Regions from separate parts of the Homo sapiens genome. Here all the other regions are linked to region 1. A link is a contact called in ENCODE Hi-C or POLR2A ChIA-PET data. All regions are on one chromosome and are shown on one strand. The core of a region is the stretch at or near the end of the contact, and the rest is flanking DNA. Distances in the headings are between cores, read along the strand shown. Region 1 holds the start of DGKQ (diacylglycerol kinase theta). Region 2 holds the start of PCGF3 (polycomb group ring finger 3). Region 3 holds the start of PIGG (phosphatidylinositol glycan anchor biosynthesis class G (EMM blood group)).

The links. A loop is a pair of places that touch in the nucleus more often than their neighbours do. ChIA-PET counts read pairs that join two places held with the same protein, here RNA polymerase II (POLR2A). Pooled maps may share reads with other maps.
Region 2: a map of CD8-positive, alpha-beta T cell shows a loop between it and region 1 (17-fold over the local background). The contact joins the promoter of PCGF3 here to the promoter of DGKQ in region 1. A Hi-C loop is called at or near these places in 6 of 168 maps with a recorded cell type or tissue (B cell, CD4-positive, alpha-beta T cell, CD8-positive, alpha-beta T cell and 1 more), 4 of 37 single-sample maps with no recorded cell type and 14 of 50 pooled maps. POLR2A ChIA-PET finds 5 or more read pairs at or near these places in 2 of 52 experiments (IMR-90 and activated B cell).
Region 3: a loop to region 1 is called in a map of CD8-positive, alpha-beta T cell, with 21 times the contacts of the local background. The contact joins the promoter of PIGG here to the promoter of DGKQ in region 1. A Hi-C loop is called at or near these places in 1 of 168 maps with a recorded cell type or tissue (CD8-positive, alpha-beta T cell), 1 of 37 single-sample maps with no recorded cell type and 9 of 50 pooled maps. POLR2A ChIA-PET finds 5 or more read pairs at or near these places in 1 of 52 experiments (activated B cell).

What each region holds. Positions count from the first base shown.
Region 1 is chr4:971,963-976,262 of GRCh38, forward strand. DGKQ (diacylglycerol kinase theta) reads right to left here and starts at 1,607. Exons shown (of 23, transcript NM_001347.4): 1 at 1,250-1,607. The coding sequence starts at 1,520. RefSeq lists an enhancer at 111-751 and silencers at 986-1,435, 1,536-1,875.
Region 2 is chr4:703,001-707,361 of GRCh38, forward strand. It overlaps PCGF3 (polycomb group ring finger 3), which reads left to right and starts at 2,832. Exons shown (of 11, transcript NM_006315.7): 1 at 2,832-2,970. RefSeq lists enhancers at 852-1,579, 2,620-3,605, 3,606-4,361 and a silencer at 2,555-3,254.
Region 3 is chr4:497,791-502,680 of GRCh38, forward strand. PIGG (phosphatidylinositol glycan anchor biosynthesis class G (EMM blood group)) reads left to right here and starts at 1,420. Exons shown (of 13, transcript NM_001127178.3): 1 at 1,420-1,699; 2 at 2,606-2,811. The coding sequence starts at 1,546. ZNF721 (zinc finger protein 721) reads right to left here and starts at 1,366. Exons shown (of 3, transcript NM_133474.4): 1 at 1,266-1,366. RefSeq lists enhancers at 652-1,517, 1,081-1,560, 1,518-2,381.

The DNA of each region.
Region 1 (4,300 bases), core at 357-2,856:
CTGGCAGCTTAAGAGAAAAGCTCTGGAAGCAGGCCAGGGTCCACCGAGAGAAGGGGGGACAGGCAGCACCCAGGTCCCTCCTCTGCCATGGAGACAGGGCCTGCTCACCCCACGCCCCACGCTTGGGTCTCCTGGCGGGGAGGGTGCCCTCCTTCCCATACCGCTGCTGGCCCCTCTTCCACGGGTGCTGCCCAGGAGGGCCCTTTTGCCCCCTCCGAAGGGGGAGGGGACCCGGAGTCTGGCCTCAAGTCGGGAGCTGCCTCAGCCACACATGCACACTCCCCACCTCTGGGGAAGCCCCTGGCATCCCCAGGCAGCAGGCATGGCTGTGCCATGCTCTGACGTGACAAAGAAGCTGGCGGGCCAGGCCACCTTGTGCAGCCCTGGGGGTCAGAACAACCATGCCGTTTCCACCACAGACGACATCCCCGTGTGAGGGGACAGTCTCCTCTGCGGACCCTGACCTGAGTGGACCCCTATCCCCAGAGAAAGGCCTGAGGCTAAGGATAGCCCCTCCCACCTCAGCGTCCCTGGCCAGGACACAGTAAGTGTCAAACGTCCAGAACTCCGGTCCTGTCCCTCGCTCCCTCCAGAGGCTGGGCTGTGGTCCCCCTGTCCCTCGCTCCCTCCAGAGGCTGGGCTGTGGTCCCCCTGTCCCTCGCTCCCTCCAGAGGCTGGGCTGTAGTCCCCGGGGCCCGCCTGCTTGCCGCGGGGGAAGATGAGAGCCAGCCCTGGGAGCACCCGGGCCCAGAACAGGGAAGGGCTGTCCTCACCCCAGCAAGAGCTGGGCAGCTGGGTGGAGCAGGGCTGGGACACGCGCACCGGGACGGCAGGGCCCGGCCTGGCTCTCCAGGAGGCTGGGACTCTGGGCCACAGCATGAGAAGGGCTAGGGCCAGGGGCCCAGGCCAGCCCTGCTTAGCCACACCTGCTGCCCCAGCCACTGGGAGAGGAAGCCGGCCATGGGGACCCCAGCTGAGGTCCCGCTCGCATCAGGCACAGCCCCTGGGTCGCAGCCATCGCGCGGCACTATGGAGATGCTGTCCGCACCTCCCAGGTGAGGAAGCCCGCAGCCTGGAGCGGCCCCACGGCGCACAGGCCCCGGCCGCCCCACGAAGGCACGTCCCGCGAGCAGGGCTGGGACCCCGCCCTCCACTCCCCCGAAAGCGCCGGTGCCACCTCCGCTCAGGCTCCCGCCCACGGGGCAGAGGCAGGGCTGCAGCCGGGTAGGCATCGGGCCCGGGCGCTCACCGTCGCACAGGAAGCCGGCCAGCCCCCAGATGAAGTCGGAGCAGAGGTGGCAGAAGGTGGGCTTGGTGAGCGTCACCTTCCGGAAGCTGTGTCCCGGCGCGGCAGCGGGGCCCGGGGCTCTGACGCCCGCCCGCTCGGGTCCCGGCCCCGGCCCCGGCCCCGGGCGCGCGCGGCCTCCTGAGCCCAGCACGGGGCTGCAGGCCGGGCTGCCGGGGCGCGGGGAGCCGCCGCCCAGCCAGGCGCGGGCCCCGGGCTCGGCCGCCGCCGCCATTCCCGGCCCGAGCGGCCCGAGCCCCTTTAGGTCCGCGCCGGGGGTACAGGAGCCGCCGCTCCACGGCCCGGTACACTGCTTCCGACTGCGCCTGCCCCACTGCGCAGGCGCGGGCCGCGGGGCGGGGCGGGGCGCTGCTGGTGGGCGGATCTGGGGGCTGGCGGGGCGGGGCCTGCTAAGGGTCGCAGCCGTGCCCCGTCGATGAGCGGGGCTGGGGGCGGGCCCTGTGATCGGGCGGGGCGGGGCCTGCTAAGGGGCGGGGCCTGTGCGCGGAGGCCGCTCGCGAACCAGCCGTGGGGAACTGGTCCACGTGGGCTCGGTTTGACCGCAGCCGGGCCAGACTTCTCCGGACGCCGCACGCGCGGCGTTGTACCTGCGGGGTCCCGGCCCGCGGCTGCGCAGACAGGCGCCTCCCACGCGAGACGCGGATGCTGTCCGAGGCCCCCGGCCGCGCAGGACGCCCCCGGCGAGGGGCAGCGCTGCGGGCCTCCCACAGTGGGTCCCGGAAAGCGGGGTTTGCGGTGCTTGGGCGGCTCCGTCCGTGGGGTCTTCGCACGCGCAGACTTGGCCCTGCCCGAGGCCCAGGACCCCCGGCGCCCGACCGCTGTCCTCACTGCAACGGGGGACCCGCCTGCGGCCCGGGGCTGTCCGCTCGCGACCCCCACCCGGGCCTCACGCCGAGCGCCCAGCTCTCCTGCCTCGTGCGCGCCACGGGTCTTGTTCAGGTGGCGCTGGTGTCCTTTGAGAGCCGCGTCCACGCGGGTCACCCCTCCCCGCCGCTGGCAGCAGTCTGGGTCCTTGCCCCCGTGGGCCTAACTGTGGATAGGAGTCTGCGAAGCGGGGGACCCCACCCCGGGCCACCGAGCGGGGACCTGCAGAGGGCAGGGCTCCAGGGCCATCGCAGCAGGCGGTCTCAGGGGGCAGGAAGAGCAGGGAAGGGCCTGTGGGGAGACGCCTGAAAGGGGCTGGGGGCTGTGGACTCTGGAGGGAAGGAGCCGGGAGACCTGTCCTAGGGGCTGTGCTGGTGAGGGCACCCAGACCACAGGGGATTCCAGGAATGGAGGGTGAGCCGGGGACCCAGTCTGAGGAGGGAGGAGCAGGCCCCTGAGATGGTGAGGGGGGAGACGCAGTCCTCAACCAGGGAGGATTCTGTTTGTCCAGAAGCTGCTGGTTGAGCTGCTGGGGTAGGACCCTGGGTGGACCCCAGGGTAAAGGGAATGCAGCCAAAGCTTCAGGGAACCTTCACCCTCCAGGAGCTGCGCTCTGGGACAGACAGCACCCTGAAGAATGAGGGCTGCCTGGGGGCAGCAGGAAGGCGTCCAGGCGGAAAGCCGGAGCAGAGGCCCTGTGGCAGGGTGCTCCGCAGAAATCCTTTCCTGATGCCCACCTATGCTGGGAGGCCCGGAGTCACCACCCCTGCATTCCCTGTCTCCTGTGCCAGACCCCACCCCGAGCCTGCCCTCAGCCAGGCCCCAAGACCCCCTGTGCCTGGGCCCTGGGAGAGCTAGGACCCAGCCTTGTGGCCCATGAGGAGGAGGTGGCTCACTGAGCCCGTGGTGCTCATGGCAGTGAACCACGGTGCAAACTGCAGCTGGCTTCTGAGGAAAAACTGTTTAAGGACATACCTTTCTCCATTTAGGAGACAGTGGAGAGCATCAAAAACATCTTAAAAAGGAAAACCCTCATCTACCATTTCTGCCAGAACTTTCTGCTTTCTGACGCACACGTTAATTAAAATGGCGGGCAAAGCATCCTTCCAGCAAACACTCCACGGACTTCCTAGAACGTCCTCCAAAGCCACCAGCAGCTTCTCGCTGAAGGGGCCTTAAAACTTTGAATCCGCTCTCCCTCTCCCTCTCCCTCTCCCTCTCCCTCCACGGTCTCCTTCCACGGTCTCCCTCTGATGCCGAGCCAAAGCTGGACGGTACTGCCGCCATCTCGGCTCACTGCAACCTCCCTGCCTGATTCTCCTGCCTCAGCCTGCCGAGTGCCTGCCATTGCAGGTGCGCGCCGCCACGCCTGACTGGTTTTCGTGTTTTTTTTGGTGGAGATGGGGTTTTGCTGTGTTGGCCGGGCTGGTCTCCAGCTCCTAACCGCGAGTGATCCGCCAGCCTCGGCCTCCCGAGGTGCCGGGATTGCAGACGGAGTCTCGTTCACTCAGTGCTCAATGGTGCCCAGGCTGGAGTGAAGTGGCGTGATCTCGGCTCGCTACAACCTCCACCTCCCAGCCGCCTGCCTTGGCCTCCCAAAGTGCCGAGATTGCAGCCTCTGCCCAGCCGCCACCCCGTCTGGGAAGTGAGGAGCGTCTCTGCCTGGCCCCCCATCGTCTGGGATATGAGGAGCCCCTGTGCCTGGCTGCCCAGTCTGGAAAGTGAGGAGCGTCTCTGCCCGGCCGCCATCCCATCTAGGAAGCGAGGAGCGCCTCTTCCCCGCCGCCTTCCCATCTAGGAAGTGAGGAGCGTCTCTGCCCGGCCGCCCATCGTCTGAGATGTGGGGAGCACCTCTGCCCCGCCGCCCTGTCTGGGATGTGAGGAGCACCTCTGTTGGCCACAACCCTGTCTGGGAGGTGAGGAGCGTCTCTGCCCGGCCGCCCCGTCTGAGAAGTGAGGAAACCCTCTGCCTGGCAACCGCCCTGTCTGAGAAGTGAGGAGCCCCTCCGTCCAGCAGCCACCCCGTCTGGGAAGTGAGGAGCGTCTCCGCCCGGCAGCCGCCCCGTCCGGGAGGTGAGGGGCTCCTCTGCCCGGCCGCCCCTACTGGGAAGTGAGGAGCCCCTCTGCCCG
Region 2 (4,361 bases), core at 1,582-4,081, 270 kb before region 1:
GGGTGGTGACAAAGGCAGTTGGATTTACCCCACAAAGTCCTGGAGCATTTGGTTGAGACATGGGGGTAGGCGCAGATGCCTGATGTGCTTAAGAGAGAACTCGGGGAGGGAAATTGGAGAAAGAGTTCCTGAAGAGTGACGCTGTGAAGACAGCAGAGAAGCACAGGGTCCAGCGAGCTCTTTCTGTTCTGCTCCATCCTCAAGGATGGGCAGACCCTCTGCCAGTTTGTGAGTGACCAGAATGATCTGCCAGAGAGGCACCCAATGGCCCTAGGAGGCCCTAGTGACTGGGTGGGCAGGGAGGGCGGACCGGCACCCTGGGGAAGGTTGGGGCACCCTCTGGGGGGGACAGGGGCCTCCCCTCTACTCCAGTCTGCTTGTGCCATGATTCCTGCCTCCCTTCTTTACAGCTCTGCTAAGGAATACGTGCCTGTATGTAATATGTGCACACCCCGAACTCACACCAGGACAGCACACACTGCCAACACCCTAGGCTTCTTTGGCCCCGATGCCTCCACCCTCGGGCCTTGGCTGAGTGAGGTCCCAGGAGGGTGCAGGTGGGAGACCTGGCTGGCTGCCGATGGGCCATGGATGGCCAGTTTGGGCATGAGAGGAAGAGGGTGCAGAGGACTCTGGGGTCTTGCCTCAGGACTGGCGGTGGGGGGTGGGGGGTCCTGGGGTACACAGCAGACTCAGGATGGCCTGGGGAAGCCATCCGGCCATGTGGCATTTAAGCTTCCTAATGACATTCAGCAGAAACAGAGCTGGACACAAGAGCCCAGGGCTCAGAGTCAAGGTCCGGGCACCGCTGGCACCCACCCAGGAGAGTAGTGGGAAGCCTAGGGGTAGGGTCTGCACCTCCTTGAGGAGGGGCCTGGGGCCTGGAGTGAGTTCTGAACTGCAGCTTACCACTCTGCCTCTTCCTGAGGCCACCACACTCAGCCCAGGACTGTTCCTGGCCTGCTGGCCACCCCCTGCCCCTTGCACCCCAGCACCAATACCTTGCCCCTGCCCTCCTTCTGGGATGATCCTCCAGTCCTCCCCTCCACATCTGGGGCCTGCCTCCACCAACTGAAAACTGCAGTCAGGGCTCTTGTGGAGGGCCAGCACCCCAGTACCCCAATCCCAGGCAGCCCTCTCCAGTGGGCCCCTCCCCTGCACTGGGCCACCCCATGGCTCCACGGAGCCCTCCCTGCCTCCCCTCCCCCGGGGGCAGCAGTGGCCACATTTAGTCCCTCCCCTTCACAGCAGCATGCCTGGGAATGCTGTACACATTCACATGTCTGCTGTCTGTCCTCCTCCCACCCGGATAACGTGTCCACCCAGTGCTGGAGATCTCAGCAGGCCCCCAGCCCTTCTCAGGCCCCTCTCAGCAGCGGACTCAAGCCGCTTCCCCACGTGCTGCACCATACCTGGGCCCGGGGCCCCCTGCCTGGTGGCTGCTCCCGGGGTCCAACTCTAGACTTCACGGGGACAGTCGCAGGGTCACTCCCTCAGCCACCACCTCTCCAGACGGGACGAGCTAATGACTCCCGACTCCTGCTCCATGCCTGCACCGCACAGCCTCGCAGCGAGTGCCCCTGGGCCTACGGGGCCTCCCCTCTCGCCACCAAGCCTCCACACTGCGCGGTGCCCCGCCGCCCGGAACCACAGTGGTCTCGCTTCCCACCCAAGACCCAACCTGCCCTCCCGTCCTGGGCCGCCAGCCCAGAACCCGCAAACCGGGAGACCCTAGGACCCCGCGTGCCTGCACGTCCGCCTCACCCCCGCACGCGCCCTCGGTCCTCGGATCCCGCCCTCTCAGGACAGTGCCAGTCCCACGAAGGCGCAAATGCCGCCCGTACTGCTCCACCCTGGCGGAGGGCACCCAGGTCGGAGAGTCCGCACGTGGGTGCCCTGTCCGTCCTGATGCTGAACATAACCTAAATACAAGCCTAAACATGACCAGACCCGAACCCCTGACCCTGACCCCACCCCTAATCCTGACCCTAACCCTAAACCCAACCCTAACCCTAAACCTAACCCCTAACTCTGACCCTACCCCTAATCCTGACCCTAACCGTAAAACCAACCCTAACCCTAACCCCTAATGCTGACCCTAACCCTAAATCCAGTCCTAACCCTGACTCTAACCCTAACCCTGACCCTAACCCTAAAACCCAACCCTAACCCTAACCCTGACCCTAACCCTAAACCCAACCCTAACCCTAGACCAGACCCTAACCCCTGACCCTGACCCCACCCCTAATCCTGACCCTAACCATAAACCCAACCCTAACCCTAACCCCTAATGCTGACCCTAGCCCTAAACCCAGTCCTAACCCTGACTCTAACCCCTAACCCTGACCCTAAACCTAAACCCAACCCTAACCCTGACTCTGACCCCTAACCCGACCCCTGACCCTAACACCGACCCTTAACCCTGCCGGGAGGGCGCTCAGTCCCGGCTCCCACAAAGGACAGCAGCACCCGTACTGGACGGCACCCCCGGAGGGACCCGGGCCTGAGGACTCTGCTGCTCCAGCGCCCCAGCTCACGATCGTCCAGGACCCGTCGGGTCCCTCAGCACAGCGCGGCCCTGTCGCTCTCCTGACCACGCCCCTCATGGCCCCGCCCTATGCCTCGCCCCTGGCCCTCGCGCCCCGCGGCTCCCTCCGCCGAGTCCAGGCCCGACGCGCCTGCGCCCTCTGAACACGCCCCTCCCCGCCCCTATCCCCACCCCTTACCGCCTGGCCCCGCCCACGCCCCTTGCCGCGGGGTGGGAGCCCAGACGCACACCGCGCATGCTCCGAGCGCGGCGCCCCCGACGCGGCGCTCGGCTCGGCTCGGGCATTTCCGCCTCTTTGTTTTAAACTCCGGACGGGCTTTTTTCTCCTCCTCTTGGGGGGGACCCAGAGGGAGCGGCGCCCCCTCCCCCCTCCGGCGCGGACCCCGCGTGCGCCTTGCTCGCCCGCAGCCCCGAGACCGCAGGTCAGTGAGTCCGCCCCGCCTGGCCTGGGCCCTCGGCGCCCGCTCCTCAGGCTGCGGCCTCGGCCCGTGTCCGGCCCGGAAGGCTCCGAACCCCGGGCCCGCGCTCCGTCGTCCCCGTCGGCCTGGCCCGGGAAGCCCTTGGCAGGCCCGGGAGGGCCGGCACCCCAGCCCAGTCAGGACTCCGGGAGGTCGAAGACCCCAGCCCAGGCAGGACTCCGGGAGGGCCAAGAGCCCAGCCCAGGCAGGACCCCGGGAGGGCTGGGACTCCAGCCTAGGCAGGACGCAGGGAGGGCAAGACCCCAGCCCAGGCAGGACTCCGGGAGGTCGAAGACCCCAGCCCAGGCAGGACCCAGGGAGGGCTGGGACAGCAGCCCAGGCAGGACGCAGGGAGGGCAAGACCCCAGTCCAGGCAGGACGCAGGGAGGGCAAGACCCCAGCCCAGGCAGGACTCCGGGAGGTCGAAGACCCCAGCCCAGGCAGGACCCAGGGAGGGCAAAGACCCCAGAACAGGGAGGGCCAAGACCCCAGACCAGGCAGGACCCCGGGAGGGCCAAGACCCCAGACCAGGCAGGACCCAGGGAGGGCGAAGACCCCAGCCCAGGCAGGACCGCGGGAGGGCAGGGACCCCAGACCAGGCAGGACCCCGGGAGGGCCAAGACCCCAGACCAGGCAGGACCCAGGGAGGGCGAAGACCCCAGCCCAGGCAGGACCGCGGGAGGGCAGGGACCCCAGACCAGGCAGGACCCTGGGAAGGTCGCGACCCCAGCCCAGGCAGGACCCAGGGAGGGCGAAGACCCCAGACCAGGCAGGACCCAGGTGAGGGCGAAGACCCCAGCCCAGGCAGGACCGCGGGAGGGCAGGGACCCCAGACCAGGCAGGACCCTGGGAAGGTCGCGACCCCAGCCCAGGCAGGACCCAGGGAGGGCGAAGACCCCAGACCAGGCAGGACCCAGGTGAGGGCAAAGACCCCAGCCCAGGCAGGACCGCGGGAGGGTAGGGACCCCAGCCCAGGCAGGACCCTGGGAAGGTCGCGACCCCAGCCCAGGCAGGACCCCGGGAGGGCTGGGTCTTCAGACCAGGCAGGACCTGAAGAGAGTTGGGCTCTGGGATTGCACAGGACCCCCAGAGTGCTAGGACACAATGACACATCATCCAGGAGGGTCTGACCCTGGGACAGGTCACCGAGAAGGGCTGGGACCCCAAGATGGGTCACCAAGGAGGGTCGGACCTGGCCACCTGGCAGGGCCCGGGGGGGCTAGGACCCTGGGAAGAATCACGGAGGAGGGCCAGACGTAGGGACCAGGCAGAATCCAAAGAATGCCAGGACCCCAGAATAGATCCCCCAGGAAGGTCCTGCCTTAAAGTGGGTCACAGACGAGGGCCAGGACCCC
Region 3 (4,890 bases), core at 170-2,669, 470 kb before region 1:
GGGAGGCTGCGGTAGGAAAATGGCGTGAACCCGGGAGGCGGAGCTTGCAGTGAGCGGAGATGGTGCCACTGCACTCCAGGCTGGGCGACAGAGCGAGACTCCGTCTCAAAAACAAACCAACAAAAAAAAAACAGGCCGGGCGCGGTGGCTCATGCCTGTAAATCCCAGCACTCTGGGAGGCCGAGGCGGGCGGATCACGAGGTCAGGAGTTCAAGAACAGCCTGACCAACATGGTGAAACCCCGTCTCAACTAAAAATACAAAAATTAGCCGTGCGTGGTGGCACGCACCTGTAATCCCAGCTACTCAGGAGGCTGAGGCAGGAGAATTGCTTGAACCCGGGAGGCAGAGGTTGCAGTGATCTGAGATCACGCCACTGCATTCCAGCCTGGGCGACAGAGTGAGATTTCATCTGAAAAGAAAAAGAAAAAAAAAAAAAAAAAAAAAAAAAGAAGGACATTGGTTCTGTCCAGAAAGGCGGGGGCAACTTGGAACAGGGAGGGGGCTTCCAGGTCACAGGTAGGTGACAGACAAATGGTTGCAGTTTCTGGGTTTCTGATAAGCCTCTCCAAAGGAGGCTATCAATATGCATTTATCTCAGTGAGCAGAGGAATGACTTTGAATAGAATGGGAGGCAGGTTTGTCCTGAGCAGTTCCGAGCTTGTCTTTTCCCTTAGTTTAGTAATTTTGGGGCCCCAAGATTTTCCTTTCAGAAAAAAGAAAATGTGGTATATATACACAATGGAGTACTATTCAGCTCTAATAAAAGAATGAAACCCTATCATTTGCCACAACACGGATAAACCTGAGGATATCATGTAAGCAAAATAAGACACAGAAAGACAAATACCTCATGATCTCACTCATGTGGCATCTTTAAAACGAAGTTAATCATTAAGATATTTACCAGTTGTCTGAGGTATTGGGTTGAATTTTCTTTTTTTTTTTTTTTTTGAGACGCAGTCTCGCTCTGTTGCCAGGCAGAAGTGCAGTGGCGCGATCTCGGCTCACTGCAACCTCCGCCTCCCAGGTTCAAGCGATTCTCCTGCCTCGGCCTCCCGAGTAGCTGGGACGACAGGCACCCGCCATCACGCCCCGCTAATTTTTTGTATTTTTAGTTGAGACGGGGTTTCACCATGTTGGCCAGGATAGTCTCGATCTCCTGACCTCGTGATCCGCCCGCCTCGGCCTCCCAAAGTACTGGGATTAAAGGCGTGAGCCACTGCACCCTGCCTTCCAAATTAAAAACTTTTTAAAACCTCGTACCTCGCCGTGGGCGGCGACCGTCGCGGACTCGCCGGGAAGACGGCCCCACGGAGCCGGGAACACCGCCCGCTGTTCGTATGTCCGAGGTGACGCCCCGCTGTGGCGGGCTGGCGGAAGTGACGCGCTGCTGTGGCGCGCCGGCGGACGTGACGCCACTGTCGCTGCGACGATAAGGCCTGGCGTTATTGCTTAGAGGCGGCTACCTGGAGCCGGAAGCGCGGCTGCAGCAGGGCGAGGCTCCAGGTGGGGTCGGTTCCGCATCCAGCCTAGCGTGTCCACGATGCGGCTGGGCTCCGGGACTTTCGCTACCTGTTGCGTAGCGATCGAGGTGCTAGGGATCGCGGTCTTCCTTCGGGGATTCTTCCCGGCTCCCGTTCGTTCCTCTGCCAGAGCGGAACACGGAGCGGAGCCCCCAGCGCCCGAACCCTCGGCTGGTACGGACCCCTCCCCGGCGTCTCCGCTCCCCTGACCCCACATCCCCTAGAAGACCTTTTTTCTGAGCCTCGCTGCTCGGATTTCTTCTCGGCGCTCCCCGGTGGTCTCTTCCATTATGGTCCCCACCTCAGAAATTTTTTTTAACCGCTCCAGCGTCTCTTTTCTGTATTCTTACAACTTTGTGGCAACCACCTCTACTGGCCCCACTTCGACCTTCCTTCCTGATCACCACAAAGTAAGCTGTGTCCATACCTGGGATCCAGCCTCTCCACTTCTACTCGTCCAGAGCTCCCGCCCCTTTCCTGAGCAGCCTTTGGGTCACTCCCCGTTATAGGCGCCCTTTTTGCCCCCTAGCACACAACAGATAAGACCCCTGCCGATCCCCTCGCGTTTTGGTCTCTTATATTCCTCCAAGATGTTTTCCCTGCCTAGGGGCTAAGGCCTCTCTGCGTTAGGCCTCTTCCTAGGCTTCACCTACCCAGCCATATACAGCAAGTAAAGGCGCCCTGGTTCTGGACCACTTGCACACATCGCCAGCCGCTGACCATGTAAACGCAGTATGTAAACGCCCAGCCATCCCGTAGCTGCAGCTCTGCGTTTTAGGTCAAGCTCCCTAAATGTCCCATTCCAGGACCCTTACGTAGGGATTCTCCTACCCCAGTACTCTTCACCATACTGAGGATAATTCACTGCTTGCTACTGTGGGTCCCTAAGATTACTCCTGTTAACCCCCGTCCTTTCCCCCCAGCACTACCTACCAAGTACAAGTCGCCTCCTTTTGGGTTGGGTTATGTAGATATCGCAGGGTATGTGCTGGAGAAGTAGGTAGAAGCTAGATTGTGAAGGTGCTTGATGCTAAGGAAAGTTTAGAGTTCAATTTCCTTTTTTTTCTTTCAAACACTTAGGAGCCAGTTCTAACTGGACCACGCTGCCACCACCTCTCTTCAGTAAAGTTGTTATTGTTCTGATAGATGCCTTGAGAGATGATTTTGTGTTTGGGTCAAAGGGTGTGAAATTTATGCCCTACACAACTTACCTTGTGGAAAAAGGAGCATCTCACAGTTTTGTGGCTGAAGCAAAGCCACCTACAGTTACTATGCCTCGAATCAAGGTAAGTTTGCCTTAATGTTTTATGAATCATGGTTTGGCTGTTTTGAAGATTTAGAGGGGGTCTCTGTAGTCTTTCGCTTGGAGTTGCAATTTTAAGAAAGTGGAAATTTTGTGCTGTCAGTTGGCTGGGGCAATAGAATGTTGAAGGAGCCTCACACGGGATGGAACTGAGACCCATCATTTGTGCCCCATGTCAAGTAGCCAAAGCTCATGCTTCATGGCAAATATAAAAGATTTAGAGCAAGATCATCCAGGCTAACCTACCCCAAGATATGCCATTCTTGGTGACCTGCTTTCTTCTTTAATCGTCACTGGGTCATTTACAATCTTAGAAGGAGCCTTTAGAGTTAATCTAGTTCAGTCTCTAGACTTTATAGATAGGAAAGCAAACTCAGATAAGTTAAATGTGACTTCTCCAAAATTATCCACCAGTATACATAATGATCAAATCAGTATGTTCCGGCCTCAACAATTACCACTGTTTCCACCATATCCTTCAGGTGTCCAGCCTACTGACAGCAGCTTTGAAGTACATAGTGCATTTCCCAAGAACCGTGGGTAAAGAAAAAAGTAAGCCTTTATTGATTGGCTCAAAACTTTTGAGCAACGACTATGTGGTGATACTTCAATGGGTATGCAATTGGGGAAAAAATAGTATCTCTGCCTTCATGTAGCTTTTAGTCTTTAGATATACAGCCACTCAACAAAGGAGCATATGAAAACATGCAGTTGTAAAGTGTGGTTAATGCATGATGAGAAAGAACAGGATGTGATGATTAGTGGGTGAGAAAGCCTGGCTGAGGAAATTGCATTTAAACTGAGACTGGAAGGATGAATAAAGGTGGGGACAGAAAGGAGCAGAGGGGTTGAAGTGTGTGAGTGTATCGCATGTGAGCGTGGCATAAAGTCTCTGACGGAGCCTTAGCTGTGTTGTTGATCATGTGAAACATTATTTGGTGAGAAGGAGCTACTTATTGATTTAAGGCTTGGGGGCAGCCCCATTTGCAGATGCTTGGCAGATGTTCACTGGATGAAAGCAGTCTGAGACTGAAGGAAGCACAGTGCCATATCACTCACTGACTTTTTCCTTGAATTTCTTACTCTCTCTGCCGCATTTCAATGTGATGTGACTTCCTTCAGCAATATTTATTGAGCATCTACTGTGTGCCACACTGTTCCAGACAGGAGGGAGGCAGTGAAGAACAAGACAGCATTGTCCTCATGGAGCTTACTTTCTAATTGGAGGGATAGAAAATCGGTAAAATATGAATCAATGAAGATGGTTTCAGACAGTGACAACTGCTCTGGAAGGAATGGAGAGGGAGGTGAGAGAGAATGAAGGGGAGAGGGGCATGCCCGGCACCTTTGAACACAGCACTCAGAGTTTTTGCCGTCCTGCTGAAACTAGCTGTGGGAATCTGGAAGAAAGACATCCAGCCCCTGATTTTCAGGAACACCGGTTTCTTTATCTGCTCTATCAGAAGTGTGGAAGGAACCCTTTTCTCCTTTTCTTTTAAGATTTAACAGGCAGATTTGAGAAAATGTATAAGTGATTGTGCAGGTTCTAGGTTCTATTCAGACCAGTCCGTTGGCACTGTGGTTCTTGGGGCCTCTGTCTCCAGCTTATTGGTTTTATTTCACCTTTGCTGGGGAGCCTCACCCCAGAGCTAGTGTTTTGTTTCATTTTCAGTCCTTTGAGGATTCTTGCTCCTTATTTCCCCATCAGGGAGGAGCTAGAACAGAAAGCCCATACTGGAGTTAGGATTGTACAGCTCTGGAGTTTGGTAGGTTGGGGTTGGGCAGTGTTGGTTGAGGAAAGTGTCCCCTGCCCTGCCTCCAGTCTGAGAAAGGGCTCAGAGCATCTCCTGGTGTTGATACATTTGTAACCAGACGCCAACCCTGACATGTCCAGTGTGCTTTCACTTGCTAAGACCCTGCAGCAGCTTTGTTTTAAAGTCATGTAACTCATTTTTGAATGCCTTTTCTTTCTTAAAGAACTTTCTGGTCATAATAATAGCTGGCATTGATTGACAGACCTGAGCTTTCCCTTAGATTTCTTAGGACTGTAAATGCAGCCCAC